2 separate regions of the Homo sapiens genome follow, and region 1 is linked to region 2. The links are chromatin loops, found by intact Hi-C in ENCODE. Cell type or tissue: PC-3. All regions are shown on one strand. Each heading gives the region's core, and the rest is flanking DNA. Links, peaks and the distances in the headings are about the cores only. Region 1 has its middle 30 kb from the start of S100A7. Region 2 holds the start of PGLYRP4 (peptidoglycan recognition protein 4).

Evidence for each region. Hi-C counts contacts between places; a loop is a spot of excess contacts. Peaks named below come from ENCODE experiments on the same cell type or tissue, not always from the same donor. Only the 100,000 strongest peaks of a DNase experiment are listed, where the experiment ranks them.
Region 1: a loop joins it to region 2, with 7 times the contacts of the local background. A loop is called at or near these places in 102 of 110 quality-filtered maps.

Annotation. Positions count from the first base shown.
Region 1 is chr1:153,486,255-153,495,455 of GRCh38, forward strand. No RefSeq gene overlaps it. Among named protein-coding and RNA genes, the nearest start is that of S100A7, 30 kb to the left of the region's middle. In PC-3, for the core only: no CTCF peak of the experiment used is centred there; DNase peaks (open chromatin) are centred at 4,177 and 4,577; H3K4me3 peaks cover 528 bases; H3K27ac peaks cover 2,506 bases.
Region 2 is chr1:153,348,386-153,357,586 of GRCh38, forward strand. It overlaps PGLYRP4 (peptidoglycan recognition protein 4), which reads right to left and starts at 456. Exons shown (of 9, transcript NM_020393.4): 1 at 143-456. RefSeq lists silencers at 4,291-4,340, 5,366-5,415. In PC-3, for the core only: CTCF peaks have their summits at 4,238 (motif pointing right), 5,395 (motif pointing right), 6,328, 7,281 (motif pointing right) and 1 weaker place; DNase peaks (open chromatin) are centred at 4,256, 5,386 and 7,296; H3K27ac peaks cover 508 bases; H3K27me3 peaks cover 2,786 bases.

The sequences.
Region 1 (9,201 bases), core at 581-8,580, 140 kb after region 2:
TTTTCACCAGAGACATTTCCTCTCCCTAAACCCCCTGCCTCAACGCAAAAATCTCTCCAGCTCTCTCATCCAGTTCCCTTTCCAGTTCTCTCACTGCTACATCATTCTCCCTGTCCTCTTTGTCTTTCCTCGCATTGCCATTCCTAGCCAAAAGTAGCCACTCAGACATCCGTTCCTCCAGCCATTGCCTTGCCACCTCAGAGAGCAGAGGCACTTAGCAGCTCCATGATCTGCCTCCTTCAAACTCAGCAGACGCAAGCGCGGCACCTGCAATGTTTAGGTCTACACAAGTCAGTTGTAGTCCTGTATACTAGCAACAGTTAGTAAAAAAAGTTAACAATGCCATTTGTTATAGAACAAACCATTGAAATATCTAGAAATCAACCCAGCAAGATACACCAGTTTTGAAATGTATCTGGAAGAGCCTAGATAATTTTGAAGTTGAACGAGATGGTGGATGTGGCCTACCAGAGAGAAGACTTATGTAAAGCAGTGATCGCCAAGACATGAAAGTGAAGGCATAGAGATAGAAAAGCAGAACAAAGCAGACATCCTAGAATTAGGCCCGTACATAAATGGAAACGTGATCTGTGAGACAGGTGGGCATTGCATGAGACACTGAGGCACGGGGTGGGGAGATTGCAAATCAGTGGGAAATGACAGCCGAGTCAGTAAGTGACACTGGGATAATTAAGTATCCATATACATAAAAAACAGATTTAGATTTCATTCTGCATCACATAATATGCAAAAAAAAAAAAGAGTTAAAAACTTAATTAAAAAAAAAAATTTAGGCCGGGCATGGTGGCTCATGCCTGTAATCCCAGCACTTTGGGAGGCCAAGGCAGGCAGATCACATGAGGTCAGGAGTTCAAGAGCAGACTGGCCAACATGATGAAACCCCCTCTCTACTAAAAATACAAAAATTAGCCTGGTGTAGTGGCGCATGCCTTTAATCCCAGCTACTCAGGAGGCTGAGATGGGAGAATAGCTTGAAACCCGGCAGGCGGATGTTGCAGTGAACCGAGAGCACACCATTGCACACCAGCCTGGGTGACAAGAGCGAAACTCCATCTCAAAAAAAAAGAAAAAAAAAACTTAAAAATGGGCCAGGCATCCTAGCATTTTGAGAAGCTGAGCCAGGAGGATCGCTTAAGCCCAGGAGTTTGAAACCAGCCTGGGCAACATAGTGAGACTCCATCTCTACAAAAAAAAATAAATATATTTAGCCAGGTGTGGTGGTGTGCACCTGTGGTCCCAGTTACTTGGGAAGCTGAGGTGGGAGGATCACCTGAGCCCAGGAGTTTGAAGCTATGGTGAGCCATGATCCTGCCACTGCACTCCAGCCTGGGCAGCAGAGTGGGACCCTGTTTCTGTTTCTTTTTCTCTTTTTTTTTTTTTTGCAGTGGTGGGATCTCAGCTCACTGCAACCTCTGCCTACCAGGCTCAAGCAATCCTCCCACCATTATCCAAGAACTCATCGCCAAATCTAACATTGTTAAGCTTTTCCCCTGTTTTTAAAGAGTTTTATAGTTTTCGCTCTTACATTTAGGTCTTTGGTGATGGTTTCTATCTTAAGCTGGTGGGTAATCAAGCATTCCTTATGTTATTTGTTACATTGCAGGGGATGTGGGGGAGTGTGGGTTCTCTTTTGCTGTGCCTGCTTTTCTTACATTGCATGAAACACAAGTCCAGTCAAGTTCTCTCTGCCATGGTCACTAGTATTACTGCCTAGAAGATCATCTTATGTATATCTTACTGAGGCCATTGTCTTCTTCTCTGTCTCTGAAATGGAGCAAGAAGCAAGTAAATCTCATCTAGAGAATGGGAGTCTTACCAGAGGCTGGGAAGGGAAGAGGGAGAGGGGAATAAAAAGAAATTGAATGGGAATTCAATTGCTGGGAAGGGGAGAAGGAGAGGGGAATGAAAAGAAATATATAAAGGGTTATATAGAAGGAATACAGAATACAGTTATATAGAAGGAATAAGTTCTAGTATTTGATAAGTTCTAGATACTAAGTTCTAGTATTTGATAGTACTAGATAATACAATAGGGAAATTACATTAACAATAATTTATTGTAAATGTGAAAATAGCTAGAAAAGAAGAATTGTACTGTTTCTAACACAAAAGATAAGTATTTGAGGTTATGAATATTCCAATTACCCTGATTGGATCATTACACACTATATACCTGTATCAAAACATTACATGTACCCCAAAAATATGTACAACTAGGATATATCAATCTTTTTTAATTCTTTGGTGAGCTGGTAGTGTTAGACAGCAATCTTTAATGACCAGTACTGCTCCTTGCGGAGCAGGACTAACTCATAGGCAGCATGCCCAGAGTCAGCCATGATATATCCATTTTTTTAATACAAAAAAAAAAAAGGGTCTTTGCCCTTATCCAACTGCTAACCACCCAGGACACCAAAAGCTCTGAGCTAATGACTGGGAATGAGAGACCAAGCCGACATCTGTCTGGGTAGATGGCACTGCCCTCCAGCACCCTCCTCCCTGAGTCTCCTGCACTACTGCTTGCCCTGGAGTCACTAGGAAGGAAATCCAGATAGGGCTGGCTTCCTCATACAAGGGCTTGAACACAGTATGAAAAACACAAATTAGAAAGCTCTGGAAAGTGAGTACACCCTGGAAGGAAGCCCAGACATACCAGAGTCTTTATCACACTAAAATCACACGTGCCAAGTGCCAGGCTCACGAGGCAAGGCCTGTGTGTGCTGGAAAGATGTGTGAGACACTGCCCTTGTGCTAAAAAAAGCAACGCAGTTGTGGAGGCTGCAGTGTATAAACCCGTAGTGAAGAGCACTAGCCTTGGGGGCCAAAAATCACAGGTTTGAACCTGGTTCCTCTACTTCCTAGCTATGTGGATGTGACAAGTTACATCTCTGAGCCTCAGTTTCTCTGCCTGTAAAATGGAATAAAAAATATTCAGGTCAGGCGCGATGGCTCATGCCTGTAATCCCAGCACTTTGGGAGGCTGAGGTGGGCGGATCACCTGAGGTCAGGAGTTCGAGACCAGCCTGGCCAACATGGTGAAACCCCATCTCTACTAAAAATACAAAAATTAGCCAGGCACAGTGGCGGGCGCCTGTAATTCCAGCTACTCGGAAGCCTGAGGCAGGAGAATCGCTTGAACCCGGGAGGCGGAGGTTGCAGTGAGCCAAGATCGCACCACTGCACTCCAGCCTGGGCAATAGAGTGAGACTCCATCTCAAAAAAAAGGCTTTACATCTATGAATGTATTTAATCATTACAACACATTTAAAAGGTAGGAGCTATTATTATCACCCCCACTTTACAGATGTGAAAGCTGAGGCACTATAGGATTATGTAATTTGCCCAAGATCACACAGGCAGTAAATGGTCACACCTGGATTTGAACTCAGGCAGTCTGGCTCTAGAATCCTTGCCCTTAATTGCTGGACTCTGACACCTAGTTTAAACCTGTTTATTTTTAGCTCTCGTGCTACCCACCTTGTGAGCTGTGACTCTACAATAGCAGAAGTGACGGTGGTAAAGGCAGTGGAGTGGCTGTGGTAGTGGCAGCGGAGTGGCGGTGGTAGTGGCAGTGGAGTGGCGGTGGTAGTGGCAGTGGAGTGGCGGTGGTAGTGGCAGTGGAGTGGTGGGGACAACAGTGCGAATCACAATCAGGGAATTCAAGGGCACAAATGGGAACATTCAACCACTGCCATGAAACTGCAAAACTTGAAGGCTCTAACACTGAACCTTCAAATTTATTAAAGTTCTATCTCAATCCTAAAATTAAAGCCATATAGTGGCCTTTTCCTCCTGAACCCCGAGGTGGGGTGGTGCAGAACACTCCTGGACAAGTGGGATTGGGCCGAGTTCACTGCAAAAGGAGGGATGAAAGCGGCTTTCCCGAATTCCTCACCCACCATCATTCCTCCCGTCTCAAACAGGAGGACGAGAGAGTCAAATACTGAGCAAGGTAAATGGAATCGCCACTTTGGGAACTCTGGATGCATGCCACTTCCTTTCCCCGGGAGGAAAGGCCCCTCCAGGCCTACCTGGTCCTGGAGCTGGACAGGGCCCATCCAAGAGTCCCACCCTGAGGGCGGGAGCCGCCACCTGTTGTCAAGTCTGAAAAGCCACCATCTGGGCTTCCTTCCCAGGGATTGATTCATCCTTACGTCTGTCCTGGCAGCCTTCGCAGATTACAAAACCCTCTTTATCCCATTTAGTTTTTATGACAGCAGTCAGAATGGTGACTTCATCTGAGCCCCAGCCAACCTCACGGTGTAATATGAATCCCTCCTAATGACGAAACGAGACATTATCCCTTTTGCTTTGATTTTTCACTGTTGCTGCTGCTGCTGTTAGGCCCTGCACCTGGCAAAAGTAAGTGCAATACTCATCTGGAAGTGAGTGATTGAAAACTCTAGACAAAAACTCTGCAAGCAAACCAAAGAGGTTAATTTGTCTGAAGACACAGAGCTAACAGAGGCTAACAGAGGCTGAGCTGTGATTCACACAGCAGTCAATCTGACCCCACAGTGCTGCTGTTTCATAGATGACGAAAACAAGACTGGGAGAGGTGAAGTGGCTTGCCCAAGCCGCAGGGCTGGTGAAGAACTGAAGGAGACTTAACTCAGAGCTCCAGATCCCTAAGGCAGGCACTCATGCTTTCTTTGAAGAAATGGGGGACTCCACTGACTTCTGAGAGAGGAAACACCTACGCAATCCGCTGACAGTCTTGGTTGGCAAGCCACAGAGTGTGACACACAAGATAGAAGAGGGAGGCACTGAAGCCTCCTCAGTTGTCTTGGGGTGGGAGGTCCAGGAAACCCCACCATCACCCCTCAGCATGTTTGAAGAACCCCATCTCCAGCCCAGGACCCCATAAGCCTTTCACCAAATCCCTTCCCAGCCCCTCCCCGCCCCCCACTCAGCACTCATGATCCCTCCCCTCTGCCAAGCATCCCCACCCACAAAGCCCCTCACAGTCAGCCCCTGACTTCCAGCCTAGCCTGGTCAGAGCACTGCCCCTCACAAAGCTAGGAACTCCCCAGCTGGGGCTGCTTCTTCCCCATCAGGCAGACATCTGCCGTTGCCCTTCTGCACCCCTCTCCTCCCACTGCTAAGGGCAGGGAGTTCAGACCTGGAAGTTCAAGAGAAAGAGATGAGTTCTTGTCTCTACCCCTCCCCAGGTCTTCATTTCTACCCACTCCCAGGAGTGTCCGGCCTCTGGGGAGTTTTTCCTCATAGAGGAAGGAGGAATATGTTGCCCAGGAGACAATGCCAGCCTCCACTCTGTGAATTCAAGGTGAATCCTCGTGGTTGAAACTACAGGAGGAAAAACAGAGACTGAGGTGGCTTTGGTCTCGCCGTCTAAGTAAACTCTAGCACAGGTGCCGTGGGGTGTCCCTCACACAAAGCCAAAGCACTCAATCTACAGTGCACCTTGAACCCACCACACAGGTATTCTTAAACACAAGAGCTTGCCTCCTCTTTCCCTGCAAACCCCAAGGACTTGGTCTTCTTGCCTCCCCTCTGCAGTAATTCTGCCACTCCTCTGTTCCTTGGGTTTGCAGTAGTCACTGCTGGTCACCAACCATCCACCAGTCCCCTCTCCTTCCTTCTTGCTGGCAGACCACACCTTCCACAACAAAGGCCAACAATGCCAAAGACTTGGTCTCCAAGCCTCCTGTGCCTCTAGAAGTGGCCTAGATGGGACCTAGTTCTGGCTGGTGATATGAAGGAGATGTCTTCTGGAGAGTTTATGAGAAAGATTTTCTGCCTTTCTCCAAAAAAACAAAAAAAAAAAGTTTTGGGAGAAAAAAAAAAGTTCCCTGCACTCCCTATTTACTTTGTTTTGGTTTTTGTTTTGTTTTGGTTTGTTTTGGTTTGGTTGGTTTTTTTTGAGACAGAGTCCTGCTCTGTTGCCCAGGCTGGAGTGCAGTGGCGCCATCTTGGCTCACTGCAACCTCCTCCCCCCGAGTTCAAGCAATTCTCCTGCCTCAGCCCCCTGAGTAGCTAGGACTACAGGCATGCACCACCATGCCCAGCTAATTTTTTGTATTTTTAGTAGAGACAGGGTCTCACCATGTTAGTCAGGCTGGTCTCGAACTCCTGATCTCAAGCAATCCACCTGCCTTGGCCTCCCAAAGTACTGGGATTACAGGCATGAACCACTGCGCCCACCCCTATTTACTTTGGACATTGTCATGGAAGGAGCTGTGCTTATTGCTTCTCAAGAAGAGAGAAAAGAATTACCGTGAAACTGGAATGGTTGAGCTGCAGGGATCTCTTATCTCTAGATTTCTTATTATATGAGATAATAAACTTATATTTATAATCCACTTTAAACCAGTTATTTTATTTGTTTACAACTGGAAGGATCTCAAATGGTACAAATTTCCTTTTCCAAGACTATTCCTATTCCAAGAATAATATTCTTGGAATTCCTATTCCAATATTCTCAGAATTTCCTATTCCAAGAATAATGAAGGGACACTCAATCTCCAGCCACCCTCTCTGTTGCCACCCAGAAATTGGACATAATCCATAAGTCCCAACCAGACACTCTCTGGCCAAGGGGTCCACTTGGGCTGAACTCCTGCCTCCTGCCTGTATCACTAGGAAAAGAAGGGATTGAGCAAATATATGGAAAACGGAAGATGGAATCAGATAATGAAACCCCCATGAGAAGTTTGGGGGTGAGAAAAATGATGCTTGAGTTATTCCACTTGGCTTTTTCCACTGATGCAGCTTGGCGTGACACCTCTACTATTTTCTCTCTTTTTTTTTTTTTCTTTTGAAATGGAGTTTTGCTCTGTCGCCCAGGCTGAAGTGCAGTGGTGCAATCTCGGCTCGCTGCAACTTCTGCTCCCCAGGTTCAAGCAATTCTCCTGCCTCAGCCTCCCCAGCAGCTGGGACTACAGGCACAGGCCACCACACCCAGCTAATTTTTGTATTTTTAGTAGAGACAGGGTTTCATCACGTTGTTCAGGCTTCTCTGGAACTCCTGACCTCAGGTGATCTGCCCATCTTGGCCTAAAGTGCCGGGATTACAGGCGGGAGCCACCACGCCCAGCCCCCTCTACTATTTTCTAAATATCCAGGTATGTGACTTCTTCCTTCTGTGACTTCCTCCTCTTTATTAAATCAGCATACCAATTCTAACCCCTCCAGCCCTTGCGTGTGAGGCCCTCCACGGCCCACCCCAGGCATGTTCCTCCCCAGGAGCTGTAGCACAGTCTGCTCCAGTCTGACAGGTCTCACGGTGGCCACCTTCCGAGCCCAGATCAAGTCCTGTCAAGTCCTGCTTGCTCTGTGAAGCCTCCCTAACCACAACAACCCTTCTGCCCTCTACCTTCCACAAATGCTTGAGATTGTATTTCCTCCATCACTTTATCCAGTCTTGTAATTACACAATCATCATCATTTGGCTACCATAAATGTTTGTTTCGTGTAACGAAAACCAGGACCCTACTCTTGAGGTCATGGCCCCAGAGCAAATAGCTGGTGAGGCCACCCTGGCTTGCAAATTCTCAGCCCATGGGAGCAGGCTCTGCCTGCCTCAATTCTGAATCAAAGAAGGACATGTTCACAAAGACTTTATTTGTGAACAACATGTTTTCCATCACCATGCCAACACAGGCTTAATCTTCCATCATCCAAAGCAGCACATCTCATAAACCACAGCTAACATCTTTAACAAACAAAGCGCAGCTTTTTGTGACTGCTTTCACAGGTCTTAGGGTATCATCTCTGCTATCTGCACCACAAACACTATCTCTGGCCACTTCAAGCTTTTCTACATCTACCTCCAAAATAGAAATCTTTATATAGTCTTCTCTACTAGAATCTATAAATTAAAAATTCTGAACTGCATTTGATGCCTACATGTCAGCAGGGGCCTCTCTGTTCGTAACTACCACCACCCTGCCCTGATTCCACCCTGCACCCCCCGAATATGTCCAAAGCCCTCGCCAAGATTCCCACAAATTACAGGAGTCTGTATATTCTGGTGCTCATTTCTGCCTATGGAACCTGTATTCATGCATGAAATATCTGGCCTATACCTTGAGCCACATGCAAAATTCAACCCTTATCTCAATTTCCACCCAACACAAAACAACACAGATGGAAAACATCAACACATTCATGAATGTAGATGATGTTGTTAAATATCAGGATGGGAGATTCTCAGTGAAGCATCATTTCCATCTAAAAAGGAAAGCCACTAGATTTTCCTGAGGTTAGAGAAAATTCAGAGTGCAGCAGAGGAGGAGAGTCTTCCTCAAAACCAAGTGCCACTAAGGGGCATGGAGGCAAAGGAAAAGTCAACCCCCCCACCCCTAGGCAGGTCCTGCTTGCTAGGGGCTGAGCTTCTGGTGAGCAGAACCTTGGCATGGATGATGTCTGATTTCAGCAACAAAGAGGGGAGCTGGAGATTGAGTGTCCCTCCCTAATTAGTCTTGGAAAAGGAAATTTGCAACAGTTGGGAGCCTTTTGATTGCAAAAAAAATACATTAATTGATTTAAAGTGGATTATAAATAGAGGATTATTATTTCATATAATGAGAACCTAGACATAAGAGGTCCCTGGTTTGGTAAATTCTGCAGCTCAACCATTCCAGTGTCTCTGTAATTATTTTCTCTCTCCTCAAGAAGACCATGCAGACCTCCCCTGCCAAAGCCAAGGTATGAAGCAGGATGGCACCTTCCCAGCTCCCACCAAGCCCCTCCCCACCTTCCTTCTGAGAGCCCTTTCCATCAAACCATCTCCTCCCTTTTCCCTCCTTCCTCTGCCTGCCCTCTCCTGCTAAGGTCTACTCCGCCCCCTGCTGGCCAATCTTGGCAATGGCCTAGGTCTATTACGAGACCCTTCCCCTGGTCCCACCCACTTTCTAAATTAAGAGTACTGATGTCACCCCTCACCCAACCACTGCTCCCAGGAGGCCAGGGGACACATCATTGACTTCTTGCCATCAGACTGGAGGTGAAAGAGGGGGGATCAGTTTTGGGGTCACTCTGACCCACGCAGGGAGAAGCTATGGTGATGCCCTATCCTTACCGTGAGACTAGGAGCTCCTGTGGTCATGAGTGGTCTTCCCCTGAAATAAGAGCTCCCTAGAGGTCACTCTTTGGTTAGGGCCACAGGCTCTCATTCTGAGTCCCTCGGGCCAGCTGAGGGAAAGCTACTGGAGCAAA
Region 2 (9,201 bases), core at 686-8,685:
ATGCCAGATGAGGGAGATATAGGAGTAGGAGGGGTTCCTAGTTCTAGGGCAGAGGAAATCCAATCCTTAACACTCTTTCTGGTGGATTCCAGTCCCTTTGCTGGAAGAGGGCTTCTGAAGAAGAAACACATACTCAACTCACAGATATCTGTGGGTCCTGTGCTGTCCCAGCCCAGCAGGTCAGGGTGCAGTCAGCTTGCCCCTGATTGGCCAGCAGCTCCTTCCCTTCCAGACTTGGCCTCCAGGCCCTGCCCTTCTTCACCAACTGGCGCCTTCTCCTCCAGCCTTCACTCTCCCTAGCCCTAGAGGGCACTCCCTCCCTGGGAATGGAGCACTCGGGCTCTAGCTTCCCAGAGAGAAGAGAGCCCAGGATCCCTAACAAAAGATGGGGAGAAGGGAAGACAGAGGGCAAGGCTCTGAGCCAGCTCCTTTCACAGCACCTGGAGAAATGCAAGTGGGACCAGACTCAGGCTGAGAGCACCTGGGGACCCGCCCTGTGAATAAGCCCAGGTAGCTCCTCCCTGGGAAAGGGCAAGATTGCCCAACACTCCCGAGAGCTCGTCCTCAGCCCCAACCTGGGAAAGCCTGCAGGGCCTGAGGGTTGTGTCTGCAACATCTAGAAACTTCCTGCCTGTGAAGTTCTGCTCCAGGAGCCTGAAGACTGTGGATTGAAGTCACTCACCAACACCACCTTTTACCAGGGTCATGAGCAGGGTCAGGATGGACAGAGAGAAACTGGGAGGTACAATCTCAGGAAACAGCTCACGATGCCTAATTCTGCCCCAATAGCTTACATGTCTGCCCATCATCCTCCCGCCTGCCACTCCCCACCGTCGGCATCAAGCTGCCACCTACCACAGAAAGCCTCCCACAAACCAAGAATCTCCAGCTCCTCGCCATGTTCCAGTTGTCACCTAATCTCATTCCACATTCTGCAACCTGGACTTACAGCCCTTGAGTCTTCACAGAGGAAACTCTGCATGACACTTTCCAAGAACGCAGTAGGATGCAGTCTCCACGGGGACCTGCAGAGCCTCTCATGTCCCGGAGGGTGGGGCAGCCTCCCTAGACACTTAGGAAGTGCCCTGAATCCAGAACAGTTGCTCTCAGTGAGCTGCAGTCCCACTCTCAGACTGGGCTCCCCAGGAGCGCTCTCTGGATGGGGCCCATTGAGCATGCGCCAGGTCTACCTGGCATTCATCCCAGTCATGCACCCAGACCCAGGCTGGAGCTGTGTGATGAGCAGGGGCTGCTGAGCTCTGTCCTGGGGTGAGGGTGAATGTGGGGCAGAGCCAGAGACAGAGATGAAGGAGACCAAGAACTGCAGCCTGGGACCAGCACTGTAGGGACCCTGGTAGTTTCCCCAGCCTGGCAACATGCTGTTTCTCCATGCCTTTTGCTGGCCGCCCATCCTAAATAAGTAGAACAGTTCTCAAAATGAGAAGGTTTCTGGGCTTGCATCCGGGGCACCAAGGACTTGAGGAGACTCGGTTCCCCTTTTTGGAGCGGCTTGGGGAGGGGAAGCCCAAGAAGAGATTGGGTGGTGGCTGCCAAAGGGGACCAACAGATTCTCTGCCCCATCCAGAGACCAACAGATTCTTGAGGACTAACAGACTGAGGGCTGTCCGGGACGAGGGCATCGGGAGGGAGGAAGAGAGCAGTGTGGGTTGTCCCTCTCTGATTCTGTGAACTCAGAATCCCGAGAGGACCTCCTAAGTCCTAAATTATCTGGCCCCCAGCCCCATCTCACTCCACGCTGCCAGAGCAGGCTCCCAGTGCTCTCTGCCCCACCTCCCACCATCTCAAGACCCTTCCCAAGTGCCCAGCCTCGCTCCCCACCTGCGCCCAGAGGCTCCACTTCAGCCTGGCATCTTTGGAAAGGGCTCCGTGACTAGTTGGGACTGGTAGAGGCTCAGAGTCTCTCTTCTCCATTCTAGCACCTGAATGAATTGTAATTATAATCTCCTCAAGAGCAGTTCCCAAGTCTATCTCTTTACCTGCCTTTAATACTATCATTATTTATATTTACATTTTTTTGTCCTCTGTCTTAAGCCTCCCTCCAGCTGTGAATTTCACAGAAGTGGGAATTTACTTTATTCTGTAGTCTCAGGGTTTAGCTTAGTGTCTGGCATAATGCTGACACATGTTAGAAACTCAATAAGCATTTGTCAGATAAAGAAGGAAGGAAGGGAGGGAGGGAGGGAGGGAGAGAGAGAGAGGGAGAGAGAGAGAAAGAAAGAAAGAAAGGAAAGAAAGAAAGAAAAAAGAAAGAAAGAAAGAGAGAAAGAAAGAAAGAAAGAAAGAAAGAAAAAAGAAAGAAAGAAAGAGAGAAAGAAAGAAAGACTTAAACAGGACACTCTTTTAAAAGGTGTCAAAAGAAGAAATGGAAAGGAAAAGCAAGCCAGCACACCGACCTGCCTCAAATAATGCATACCTTCAAGTACCTAAGGCAGTGGTTCTCAAAAAGTGGCCCAGGGGAAACTGGGGGACCCCAAGACCCCTTGGGGGGGTCCATGAGATCAAAACTAATTCCAGAACAATATTCTCTGAACTTCCCACCACAGGAAACTGCCCACAAACCAAGACTCCCGGCTCCTCACTTTCCTCACTGTGCTGATATTTGCACTGATGACACAAAAACAATGGTAGAAAAAACCGTTAGAGACATGAACCTATGTGTGGCGTCAGACTGCACTAGCAGTCATTGTATTCTTCACAATGTATTCTTTCAAGAAAAGGAGGCTCACTTAGGAATGTTTTTGATGAAGCAGTGAAAATTACTCATTTTATTAAATCTCAACCCTGATTCTCTCAAGGAAAAGCATTTGTGTGCTACAGTTGTGAGCTGAACCAGCCACTTTTCATGGACGCCGTGAACAAATAACATAGAACAAATGATAGCCAAACTATGGATACTCATATTTGGGTATGCGGCATACATTTTCTTGAAAATTAACAAAGTGAGCCTTTCACTTCCGGGAAAACAACTACAATTTGTTAGCATAATAAAATTGGAGCTTTCAGTCAAAAATTTGAATTTTGGAAAATTTGTGTCTGCCACCATGAGTTTGACAGCTTCCCAATATTTGAAGACTACTGACAGGATCAGTGGTGATATTAACAAATGTGGTGGGGCTTTTTTGCTTTTTTTGTTTTGTTTTGTTTTGTTTGTTTTTGAGACGGAATCTATCTCTGTCGCCCAGGCTGGAATTCAGTGGCATGATCTCTGCTCGCTGCAACCTCTGCCTCCCGGGTTCAAGTGATTCTCCTGCCTCAGTGTCCCAAGTAGCTGAGACTACAGGCATGTGCTACCACACATGGCTAATTTTTTGTATTTTTAGTAGAGATGGTGTTTCATAGTGTTAGCCAGGATGGTCTCGATCTCCTGACCTCATGATCTGCCCGCCTCAGCCTCCCAAAGTGCTGGGATTACAGGCGTGAGCCACCACGCCCGGCCAAATGTGGTTTATTTATATGTGTGTGTGATATATATAAATATGTATATATAGAGAGTAATAAATGATGTCAGCATTTAGAAGACGTACATAACTCAGTCAACCAATATTTTCCAAATGATCAATATATGAAGTCACAAAGTTTGGATAAAAGATCCATTAAATTTTAAGAGGGACCAATTGATTCTAATGTAACAGAGAACAAATAATTCATTGATATGGTTTCAGACTTTACGTTGCAACTAACCTTTGAGAAACCATCACTTGTTGGGTTTTGATGTAATATGAGAGAAGAATATCCACAATTATATATTTAAAGGCTATTAATGTATTCATCCCCTTTGCAACTACTTATCTGTGGGAGATTGGATTTTCTTCAAATCTTCAACCAAAGCAACATACAGCAATACCTTGTATGCAGAAGTAGATGTGATAAACCAGCTGTCTTCTTTGAAGCCATACAGTAAAAAGGTCTGCAAAAATGTGAAAAAAAAACACTCTTCTCACTAGCTTTTGACATATATATATAATTATTTTTAATTGTTTAAAAACGTGGTAATACGTAATGTGTTTATTAATGGTACTTTAAGTGAGTTAATAAATCATTTTAAATTTTTTAAACTTTTAATGTAGTAAATACTGATACATCTAATCCACAAAAGCTCTTTGGGATACTCAATAACTTCTATGAATACATATAAAAGGGTCCAGAGAGCAAAAAGATTAAAAACCTGGGGCCAAAGGAATCCCACAGGCTGTCCTGATGCAGATAGGCCACAAGGTGGCAGCATGCGCCCTCTGATAACTCCGGAGTCACCTTTCACTCACTAGGAGTCTCTGAGCAACCTCTTTTATCCATCACTCCCTTCCACTTCCTTCCTTACCTTCATGCTTCTGTGTGGCACGTCTTTTTTTTTTCTAACTAGCTTTATCCACCAACGCCTTCATAATTACAGGGCATAGCCATCTCCTAAGCATAAGTTCTGGCCAAACCAAGCCAGTCATTCATTTTATTCTGCAAACATTTGTCAGGTGTCACTCATATGCAAAGCTTATCATCCAGGGATGAGTACATTGAGAACACTGCTCTCAAGTAGTTAATAATATAATGAGGGAGACAGATCCAAACGCCAGTGATTATAATGCCTGCTGAGTGTGAAAACCCTTTATTCTTTACAAAGGGCTGTGGACTTCAAAGGGAGTCCTGAGAGCAGAGGATGCCAAAAGCCAGATGCTGAGATACTCGCCAAAAATTTCTGCAGAGATCTGGAACCTAGGGACATAGTGAGCGCAAAAGCCAGGTTCCCAAGAGATCGGGGAGGAGAAAGGGTTGGAGCAACAGAAGCCAGGCAACAAAAGGGAATGCCAGCTTTCTCAATTTTGAAGGTGGCATGTCTGAGAAATTAGGAGGATGATGAGCAGAGGCAGCCAAGGTGGAGACAGGGGGAGAGGTCCAGACTTGGGGAAGCTTAGGTTGAATGTCTAAGAAGCCAGATCATTGGAGGGTCCTCACTGTGGATGCTGGAGCAGCCCAGCATGGGGGCAGGGAGTGCGGCTGCTCTCAGCAGAGGGCCTCAGAGACCTCAGGATGGCCAGTCAAGGGAGGCCACAAGGATGCCAGGGGTGGTCAAAGCTTGATGTGGACTGAGCCCAAACGTGGTAGAACAATGGTCTGAAGCTACCCGTGGATAGCTTCTGTAAGTCATCCTAATGCACTAGAGTCTAGAATGAGCACTGGGGAAATGGGGGATGTTAGGGCGCTTGTGGTTAGGAGACCCGTACCCAGAGATCTCCAAGGAAGAGCACTTGGGACTCCCAGCAAGGAGGAAGACAGGGAGTGGAGGAATAGGCAGCAGGCTGTGCGCAGCCTGAGTGGGGCTGGGCCTCAGGCATCAGAGTCCCTGTGAGGAGAGGGACCTGACTTCACCTGCAGGTGGAGCAAGTAAGCCAGGAGACAGTGTCCAGGGGCCATGAGGCTAGTAGTAGTCATGAAGCCCACCAAGAGTCCATCAAAACTTGGAATCTGTGCTAGAAATGACCTAAGGGTCAGCTGTCCCAATCTCCTCATGTAATGGATAAGAAAATGGAGGCCCGAACATGGAAATCACTTCTAAAGACCACCAGCAAGTCTGAGAAAGCTAAGGACTAAAACCAGCTCAGTCCCTCAGTCCGGGTCCCACTGTGTGCCTGCTGTAACACCCCCATTACAACACAGGAGGGGTAAAGCTCCCTGAAAGACCACAGTGGGAGCTGCAGAGAAGGGAAAGACAGACCCGCAGTGGGTCCCAGGCATCTGGGAAAGAGCACAGTGATTTGATGGTAGCTGCAGGAACCTCTGCCTGCTTGTTTGTTTACTTGCTTGGTTGTTTGTTTGTTTGAAATGGAGTCTCACCCTGCCACCCAGGCCAGAGTGCAATGGCGCGATCTTGGCTCACTGCAACCTCTGCCTCCCAGGTTCAAGCGGTTCTCCTACCTCAGCCTCCTGAGTAGCTGGGATTACAGGTGCGCACCACCACACCCGGCTAATTTTTTGTATCTTTAGTAAAGATGGAGGTTTCACCATGTTGGCCATGCTAGTCTCGAACTCCTGACCTTGTGATCCACCCGCCTCGTGCTCCCAAAGTGCTGGGATTACAGGCGTGAGCCACCGTGCCCGGCCACTTATTTGTTTTTTAACCCAAAAAGCCACACCCTTTTCTCCCAGTGAAAACCTCGAGTCATTGTACAGAGCCAGGAAAATTGGCCCACCCACTTCATGCCCTAGCAGAAGGCTCCGACTTTCCCTGGAAAATCAGTACCCAGAGGGGAAGACCCCCATCCCACCATCCCTCAGTCCAACCTCTGGCCTCGGCTGGCAGTGAGGAGGCAGGTGGGTGTCGGCCACCTACTGATCATGCCAGGAATTGTCTGCTCCGGTCAGAACCAGAATGGCTCAGCCCTGGCCTCACCTGCGCCTGGGCTAGCCTGGAACCTGGGGGCCTGCAGTGGCCTTCTAAGATGGGGGCCCACTGTCAGCATCAGATCCCCCAAGTGCAGATTCCCGTCTGTTTTGAAACCCTGACCAGCTGCTCATTCCCACCCACTGCTGAGCCTTCTCTCCCCCAACTCCCTATTTTACTTTCATTCTGAATCAGCACTAAATGACCACAGTCAGTGGCTCTGCAGAAAGTCACAGAACAGAGGGTGACAGGCCAGTGTTTATGTCACATTCACTCATTTCATCATTGATTCATGCACTCCTGAATTTATTCAATCAACAAGCGTTCATCCAGTGCCTCTGAGCCAGCCCTTGCCTGGTGCTAAGACTTTGGAGGGTAGCAGGCAGCATCCCTGCCTAGAGGAGCCACAGTGGTGTGGAGGAATCAGAAAGTCCACCTGAAAGTTGAGAGCTCCATGACAAAGCAGAGATGCCTGCCGCACACCATCACTCAGGGTTTGAGTCACACACACCCTGCTTCATTGTCATGCTTTTTTTGTTTTTATTTTAAATTAATGGACAAATTGTATTAAACAGGAATTTTCATATAAAGCTTCAGATGTCCTGGGCCCTCAGGAGGTCCAAGAACATCTGGTCTACTTTCCCACGTGGCAGCCCTGGCCTGACACTGGCTGTCCCTTCAAGGTAGGAACGTTCTCATTCCCCACAGTTGCCACCACTGTCCAGTGTCCCCAACCCTGAGGCCCCATATCAGTGGCCACAAGTTGCCCTACTGCTGCCGTTGATGTTCTCATGCCCCACCAGCTTCACCTTGGGTCTGGTTCCCGCAAGGGTGAGTTGGAGATCCTTGGTCCTGAGTGAGAAGTGCTTTGTCAGAGGCAGCAGAGGGCGCCATGGGAGCACACAGGAAGGGCGCCTGGGGCTGTGCAGGGACTGCAGAACAGGCTGCACTGGCACACAGGGTTGGCTGCTGGCTGCTGGCTGCTGGCTGCTGGCTGGGTTTCCTCTATTAGCTTAAACAATGGAAGGTGGACTTGGATAGGAAATCTACCTCATGTATTCCTGAGCTGTGTCTGCACCGTTCATTCATTCGTAGGCGACTCATGTATTCAAGCACTCATTTATTTATTAGATGCTTGCTGTGTGCTTAGCACTGTGCCAAGCCCTGTCCTTAGCTACCAAGAGTTTAAAACGTAATTTGGAAGACAGGATATAAGATTATGTCTCCCCTTTGTATTGCGACTCACTCATCAAGTTCTCCCAGCATCTAGCATTCATATCTGGCACTCAGTAGGTGCTCAACAAATATTTGTTGCATAAATGAATGAAAAGATTATTAGTAATAATACCTTTTATTTACTGAGCTCTTCCCAACTTTCCATGTATTGTCGCAATCCTCAAGGTAAGTCCTGATATTATCCTATTTTATTGATAAGAAAAGTAAGGCACAGAGAAGTTAAGTAAACTGCCTAAGGTCACACAGACAGTCTGAAGTCTTAACCACTACTCCAGGTGCATCTCAGCAGTGTGAGGCAGGCCATGCTTAGGGCCAATGCTTAGCACACACAGAGATTGCCTCAGGCTTTCAGAGGACAAAGCAGTCAGGAGGGGCTGGGGCAATAAAGGAAGGCTTCATGGAGACAGAACAAAATAACCAGTGCAGGTAGAAGAAGAGAACCATCTTTCCTGATAGAGAGAGGGGGCAGCAAGCAAGAGGGAGTCCCAGGGTGGATCATCCATACTGGCTTCCAGGGGTGACGGGAAAGGATGCCAGCAAGGACTTCAGCAAGGATCAATCAGCAAATCCGAGGGTGTCTCTCTTGCCAAGCCCCGGGCTGTGTGCATAGGAGAAGGAGAACATGAATGAGAACCTACCTTTGAGGATCTACAGCCAATTGTTGGACAGAGGCAAAATATGTATATAATTTTACTCCAGGAAAGCAAGTGTTGAGAGCCAGAAGTGGTATGAGAATCATAGTCAGGAAGACAGAAACTGTTTCCAAATGGGAAGCACAGAGCAGTCTCCTTGGAAGAGAGTGCATTAGAACTGAGCCGTGGGGGCGGGCAGGATATCACTGTGGAGTAGGGGAAGGGCACTCCTGGGGTGGCAAGGTGGGAGGTGGGCCCTGTGTTCCCACAGTGGGCAGGGAGGTAGTGAAAGGGAAGCTGGCCGGACAGGCAGGGCCATTCCAAGAGGGCTTTGTGCGCAGGGCTAAGCCAAGCTTTCTCCATAGGCAATGGGGAGCAACTGGAGGTTCGTAGCAGGAGAAGGACACATCTTGCCCACCAGGAGGCTAAGTAAAAACAGTTGTCTCCCAAGTTATAAGTTCCTGGAACCCTTGCTGGGAGCAGGATTTAGAAAAATGATGCTGAGAGATGCTAGAAACATATTCGCCCTGAGGCTCTCTCACTCAGACTGCAAGAGGAAGGTATCATCAGAATTGCCCTTAACCAGGAACCAGAATAGCTGGGTCCCCTTCCTGCCAAGTCAGCAACCAGCTATGTGACCTTGCTCAGGTCCATCTCCGGGTGTCAGTTTCTTCATCTACAATGCAAGAGGGTTGCCCACCTCTGAGAACCCTTCTAACCCCAAATCTCACCCTATGAATCTAAGAACACCAACCCCTCGCCATCCTAAGTATCACAGAGCCAGGCAAGCATGGGTGAGAGCTCAGACCATCCTTGTTGGACTAAAAGGAAGGGGCAGACTGCCCATGGGGGGCAGCCGAGAGGGTCAGGCCCCCATAGGTCCTCAGCCTGCTTCAACCTCAAAGGGGATGGGGGGCTGAGTGGTGCCAGAGGAGCAGC